Linked DNA regions of Homo sapiens: region 2 is linked to region 1. A link is a contact called in ENCODE Hi-C or POLR2A ChIA-PET data. All regions are on one chromosome and are shown on one strand. Each heading gives the region's core, a stretch centred on a gene start or an enhancer-like site at or near the end of the contact. The rest is flanking DNA. Distances are from core to core; before and after follow the strand shown.

Region 1 (3,219 bases), core at 666-3,165:
AAAGGACTAGCTCATTTGGTGGAGCTCATAAGTTAACTAAGAGCTAATAGAGTCACCCAGAAACTATTATTAAAAAAGAAGGCTGTGGGGTCTGAAAACTGAGTTACAATTGAAAGTGGACGTCTGTCTGTGGACAGCAGCACAAGATAAACGGGCAGAGAAGTCTGTGAATGCTGGGGCAGAATGTAATGTCGCCGAGAGATCAGTCATCATTCATTCACCCATTCAACAAATATTTATGAGCACCTACTATATGCCAAGCTCTGTTTGTGGTGTTACGGGTACAGGGTTGAGCAATGCCAGGAAAGCTCCTACCCCCACGAGTTTACTGATGAGGCAGGAGCTAAGAGACAAAGAGGCAGGCAAACGGCCTAAAATGTGTCTGCAAGCAAGGGGTAGAGCATGGTTCTCACGGAGCCTGTGGCATCTGTTAAAGCTCTCTGCTGTTTCTATGAACCTCCTTTGAATGAGAACCCTAGGAGCAGTACAGAGGTAAAAAGAAAGACTTTGGAGCCAGTCAGGCCAGGGTGCGAGTCTTGGTTTAGCTTTGCTGTGTACCTAAGACCTCTGAGCAACAGCTCCCTTGATTCTCAAAGAAGCACAAAAACAACGTCCTTTCAGAGTGTTGCAAAAATTAAAAATGAGTATGTCAAGCACTTAATTTTGTGATGAATGTAGGATTATGTGTTTAATATAGTAGAGCTACTTTTCTGCTTATGCAATTTGTAACTTGGGTCATTATTTCTTCATCTATTCCTGTTTGTTTTTAGTAAAGTTCCTTTGCAAATATCATACTCTTAACTAAGGAAAAGGAAAGCGCAAGATGTTTGCCCAAGCTTTAGTGGTGCAGGATGCCATAGGCGGTGAGCATCTGAGAGGGTGGTGTTGACAGCTAAGCTCCCAGGTAGGACCCCTGGAGAAAAATTGCAGCCTTGGAGGGGGGCTGTATTCTGGTGAGGAAAGGCAGACTCTTAGGTCCCAGGGACCATGCTGGGCAAGAAGAGAGGTCAGAGTCACAGAGCAAGGCCCTAGTGATGAAAGTGTGCATGGGGAGAGCCTTCACAGGGGGCTTCCACATGCTTGCCCTTCTTCTCCTCAAGCCTTCCTTGACAGGGAGCTGTTTAATTCCCCGTTATGCTGCTTGCACTTAAGAACTGGGTGCAAATCATTGCTGCTACTGTCATTGCTGTTGCATGTTTTGTACTTTGCTATCCACCTTGGCTGCTGTTTTTTGTTTTTTTTTTAACTGTGGTAAAATACACATAACATGACATTTACTGATTTAACTTTTTTTTTTTTTTCTGAGATGAAGTTTCGCTCTTGTTGCCCAGGCTGGAGTACAATGGCGTGATCTCAGCTCGCTGCAACCTCCATCTCTCAGGTTCAAGTGATTCTCCTGCCTCAGTCTCCCAAGTAGCTGGGATTACAGGCGCCTGACACCATGCCCGGCATGCCTGTAATCCCAGCACTTTGGGAAGCTGAGGCAGGTGGATCACCCAAGGTCAGAAGTTCGAGACCAGCCTGACTAACATGGCGAAATCCCGTCTTTACTAAATACACATGCTTTAGCCATTTTTAAATGTACAGTTCAGTGGTATTATGTACATTCTCATTGTGCAATTATTGACTCTTTTGAGCCTCAAAGTCTCACCATCGGTGGAAGCAGGACTCACAGGAGCATGCCCATGTCCCCATCGCCCTAATTCCAGACCCGGGTGTTCTAGAGTTCCGTGAGGCTTTTCTTTCTGCACAGCAGAGAGTGGTCTGGGCACAAAGACAAAGCTCAAGGCTGCTGTGCTCTCACCTTTCATCTGGATTGTTGTTTGTGTGAAATTTAACATCGCTCACCTGCTTCTGACACGCATTTACCAGGATGTGACTCAAACAGAGCCCCATTTGGCTGACATCTGCCGTTCCCATCCTGCCTGACTCTGCAGGGAAGCTCCACTCTGGCAGAGGGAGCACAGTCGGGTTGCTGTTCCTGGCGAAGGAAAGCAGGGTTTGCTGCCTAACATAGCAAGGGACGAGGCAGGGTTCCTAGTTCTTCTCCCAAGGCCTTTGCTAACGCTCTGTGGGGTTTTTCAGGAAGTCACTGGGCTTAGCTATCTGTCAGGAGCAAAAATAACAAAATCAGTTTCTATACAGTTCCTCACTGGTGACTCATGCGACCCCAGATTCTTTTAGGTCCTCCAGATTCAAAACGTTTGAGAATGGTTAACCCTATTTTAGAAAACTGATCTAGTTTTTAATTATGATAATAACCCATGGTTATTTAATGCCTAGTAGATGCCAGCCACTGTGCTAGGAAAGCAAGTGGTCAGGTGACCTGAAAGATGGTTCTGAAGCCAGACTTTATCAATAAAAATGAGACATGGAAACATCATTGAGACTCTTGCCAGGCACTGTCCCTGCTAAGATGCTCAAAGGCCGGTTAGGTTAAACAGGGATGCTCTCAGGACAAATGCATTACCTTAATATTACCTAAGACTCCACTCTAGTGAGCTGGACTAGCCCACATCCCCAGTTTAAGAGCCTGGTCAGCACTCTTACTTAAAGCCAAGGTCTAGAGAAACTCCATGCCCTCCTCCCGCCGTGCCAAGCCCTGGTGTGGGCCCCCAGCTCATCCACTCCAACAGCAGGAGGAGGCAAGGAGGAGACCAGAAGGAGGCAAGTGAAGGAGAGGGAACCACTGAGAAGGGAAGACGCCAGCCCTTCTCCCCTCTCATCCATGCCTTCCCCTCTATGGCCAATTCAGGTGAACCTGCAGCCTCTGTTCCACTCTCACTAGCAACTGAGAGCCTCCTCCCTGGGGTTAGGAAGTGGTGGCCTTCCTGCTTTGAGTCTGTGGCAAGCAAGGTTCCTAAATCTCTGGCCACAGGGATGCCCAGAGGATTCTGGGAAGAAATCAGCGTCTCCCACCTTTGAGGAAACTTCAAGAAGTGGGCCTCAGGAACACAGCCACGTCTCTCTTTCCCCTGCAGTTTCTCAGTGGCGTGCTGTAATACCAGCTAAGCATACTTAAGACCTTTCTTCTAATTGCCAAACAGATGCCTTCAGTTCAGGGATGAGGGTGTATCAAGATCTGTAAGTTGTACACCAAATGCTCACAGGTTAAACAACATCAGCTCAGAGAGGAAACATTTATGTCTAACTTTCTTTTCCTTGTATCAACAAATGGCACTGCAGCCCCTGGGCTCTGCTCATTCCTCACTGTATTTG
Region 2 (3,503 bases), core at 74-2,573, 38 kb before region 1:
ATAAAATGGAAAGGATACCTTTTAACGGGGCATCACACTAACTGAAATAAAATTGGGTTCTGTGACCAAGGCAGAGAAGAGGAACGCACACTGGGTAAGCAACCAAGAGTGTGCTACATGTACAATATAAAATTATAAAAGAAAATAGAATCTCAGCAGGTGGTAGGTAACCAAGCAGGTCCCACAAGTCTGATCCTGTCTGCTGCAAGGTAGTAAGGGCAGAACATCATCTCTGCCCTGGATTCCCATCTGTGCCTAACACAAAGGAGGCCAGGGGAGAGAGCTCATGTGCTGATCTGGAATGCACAGACTACAGAGAAAAGGGCAGAAGAGGAGAGACCACCACGGGTGGAGCTGTCCACAAGGTGTGTGGAGGACATGGTCCTGAACTTGGCCTTCAATGCAAGGGATGTCAGGAAGCCAGAGGAAGGAGAGCAGGCCTTGGACTAGAGCATGGAAACAGGTGTTGGGTGCTACCTTCAAGGACCAAGAAGGCAACATGCCCTACCACAGCAGGAGGGGCATGCTGAGAACAGGAGCTGAAATTTCTCTGAGCCAGGTCAAAGCAGAGGCCGAAAGTGCCAGCCAGGGAATTTGGAGCTTGATGACAAAGTGGACTGGCTCTCCTAGAACCATGGGGTGACTTGATGAAAGTTGATTCATTCAGATCTGCTGCTTCTCCTCCAAACAGGACCCTGGTGATGGACTTTCTCCACACCCACCTTCAGGGAAGATGCACTCATTCATTTCAGCAGAGGAACGTCCCTCTTGCTGCACCAGTCACAGGCATTGGTCATGGAGCACCAGGGCTCTCTACTGCGGAACCTCATGCAGCCTCGCAGGCTTTCTCAGCACAGCACCCAAAAAACATTACCAAGTAGTCAGAACAGGCATTTGGGACACACCCAGCATGGTGGGGGCTGACAAACCCTACCCTTGTTCCCCCAACCCCACCCCCGCCTCCAGGGCCTCCCACTGAACATCTACCCCACCTCCATCGCCACCATCATTTCTCTTCTGCTGTGTGTGTTCTTCAGGCAGCAGCTGTTTTTCCTGTCACTGCATAATATTCATTTAAGCCTGATTTCACCTGGGAAAAATGCTGGAAATAAGCCAGACTCCAGAGTGATGTGGTCATGACCAGATCCCTCCAAGATGACCTGGAAAGCTGAGTCCACCTGAGCTCACAGGACGGCTGGAGCTGGGCCAGAATGGAGAGGCCGCTGGTGGGCCATGCCCCAGTGACCCCAGCCCGAGGGGTGGCAGCCAAGCTGGCGAGGAAGAGACAGAGGAGGACCATGTCAGAAACTCACAAGGACAAGTGAGGGGTCCTGGTGAAAGCATAATGAGTTTAATAACCAGGGACAGCCCTGATCATCCACCATCCAATGGTGTCCCCACCTGATGACTGGCAACCCATTCTATGGGTGGGTTTAAGGGTGGGAGGCTCTTTCATCCTGGAGCCTCTTCAGGTCTCCCAGAGCTGCAGTCGCCTCAGCAAGCAAAGCAGAAGAAAAGAGGCCACTGTGTTTATGGCTGGGGTAGCCGCTCTCATGTGAAAATCAGGGGGTGAAACAAGGTGCTTTTGAAACCTGTTCAAGGCCTCCTTCCCTCCCAGCAAATCATCAGAGGAGAGATTTTGCCTCACGCTTTTCTCTCATGCATGTGTCTGTCCCAGAGTCGCCATGGCAACACTGTGTATGTTTGCACGGCTGGAAGGATCCAGAGATGGAAAACGAGGCCAGGGTGGACCAGAGCAGGGAGTCCAGCAGGAATTCCTCTCTGATCCTCTGCAGGCGATCAGTTAACAGAAAGCTCCCTTGCCCTTCTGAGGTTAGTCATAGAGCCTGCTTCTGCCAACAGCTCACAGGAAAAAATCACAATCCTCAGCAGTGAGTCCTGGGAATGTGCATCAAAGCCTGTTTTCCCCCCAGCAGTTTTATCAGGTAGGGATTTGCCATGACAATTCCCCAGGCCCTGAAGCCCAAGGTGCCAGCACACACATGGCAAGGCAGCCAGTGCCCGGTCACAGGGTGGGTCCGGGAACCACCCCTCACTCGGTGGGAGACAGCAGGTATGTCAGGAAGTGCTCTGCCACGTCTCACCTGTTTCCCTCACGCCTGACACTTCTCTATGCCGCGTGGACTTGGAGAACCAAGCTCTGAAAATCTGTATGAGACCCTTTTTCTAGATGAGACATGCACCTCATGCTGATTCTCCCTCAGAAGACAGCCCCAGTGGGTGTTCTCTGTAATTCCTCAACAGACACAGCCAGCCTTTTAACCACTTCTTTGTCTCTGAATCACCTCCCAACCTTTTCTCAAATTGTGGGAGCCATAAACTGGATGACAGGGAGGATTCAGCCCAGCATGGAGCTCAAGGTGGGGCCAAGAACCGTATAAATGAAACTGATTTTTTGGCAAATCACGTGAACATATGCATATTGACCAGTATTTAAGCCAGTGTCTGACACATATTAGGTGCCCAAAAATATTTATTAAACAAATAAGTAAAGTTCCCATAGATAGCAGAGACATGGAAAGTGGTTCCCACCTAGAAGTTTGGTGAGTTTACTTTCATGGGGTACAGAAAGACTGTTAAATAGGAAGGGATGCTAGTCTAATTGCACTTCAAACCCATCCCTCCTCACTCCACAGCTCTGCCCCTTATATAAACCAATTCTCACAAAAACGTCAGGAGCAGGGAGTTCAATATTTACTTGGCCATGATGCACTTGGTAGATCTCAGTTGGCTGGTAGAGTGTATTTTTCCCACTCTGAGGGCCAAAGATTTTGGCAGATGGCAAATGGAGGTGAAGGGGAGACAGAGTAAGTTATATAAAATACCACTAACTCTCTTCTCCTGTAGGCAGTAAAAACAGCTTCCTAGATTATTAGCACTGAGCCAAAATAAAAATCCACTGAAATATATTTTACAGGATGGAGATACTGTTCTAAAAAGGACGTGAGCACTTTCCTGAATTTATATGCTGCTTTGTTGCTGATCAGTTCTGCAGCAATCCCAGAACTAAGGTCCTTCAGTCATTCAATGAACATCTGTCATCTACAGCGGTCATTCTCAACCAGGGCTATCTTGTTCCTTAAGGGGACATTGATAATATCTGAAGACATTTTTGAGTGTTGCAACTGGGGGAAGGGTGCTAGTGGCATCTTGGGGAGACCAGCTTCTAAACAACTTACAAGGCGCAGAACAGACCCAACCAAAAAGCATCATCTGCCCCAAAATGTTGGGAAAACCTAGAGAGTGACAGAAACACACAGTAGCACAAAGCGAGGCATCTGAGTCCCGGAGCCTCAGAGAAGGCTTATCAGATGGAGTGATGAGTGCACTGAGACATGAAGAAGAATGAGCAGGAAACATAATTAGGAAAGAGGTTCTCGAGCAGAAGGACCTACATAAGCCAAACATGGAGATGAACATTTAAAGAACTGCAAATAGAGCAGACATTCTCTCAACTACCCTTCCCTTATATTAACTCATTT

The links. A loop is a pair of places that touch in the nucleus more often than their neighbours do. ChIA-PET counts read pairs that join two places held with the same protein, here RNA polymerase II (POLR2A). Pooled maps may share reads with other maps.
Region 2: a loop to region 1 is called in a map of mammary epithelial cell, with 2.8 times the contacts of the local background. The contact joins the promoter of LINC02873 here to the enhancer-like site in region 1. A Hi-C loop is called at or near these places in 5 of 168 maps with a recorded cell type or tissue (PC-3, PC-9, mammary epithelial cell and 2 more) and 1 of 50 pooled maps. POLR2A ChIA-PET finds 5 or more read pairs at or near these places in 3 of 52 experiments (A673, PC-9 and activated T-cell).

What each region holds. Positions count from the first base shown.
Region 1 is chr11:130,633,912-130,637,130 of GRCh38, reverse strand. No RefSeq gene overlaps it. Among named protein-coding and RNA genes, the nearest start is that of MIR8052, 31 kb to the left of the region's middle. Within about 2 kb of position 1,915, at least 9 of the 41 ENCODE cell types and tissues checked have a DNase peak (open chromatin) inside an H3K27ac peak, as active enhancers do; they include PC-3, PC-9 and mammary epithelial cell, where a contact is called at or near this core.
Region 2 is chr11:130,670,776-130,674,278 of GRCh38, reverse strand. LINC02873 (long intergenic non-protein coding RNA 2873) reads right to left here and starts at 1,323. Exons shown (of 3, transcript NR_164144.1): 1 at 1,091-1,323.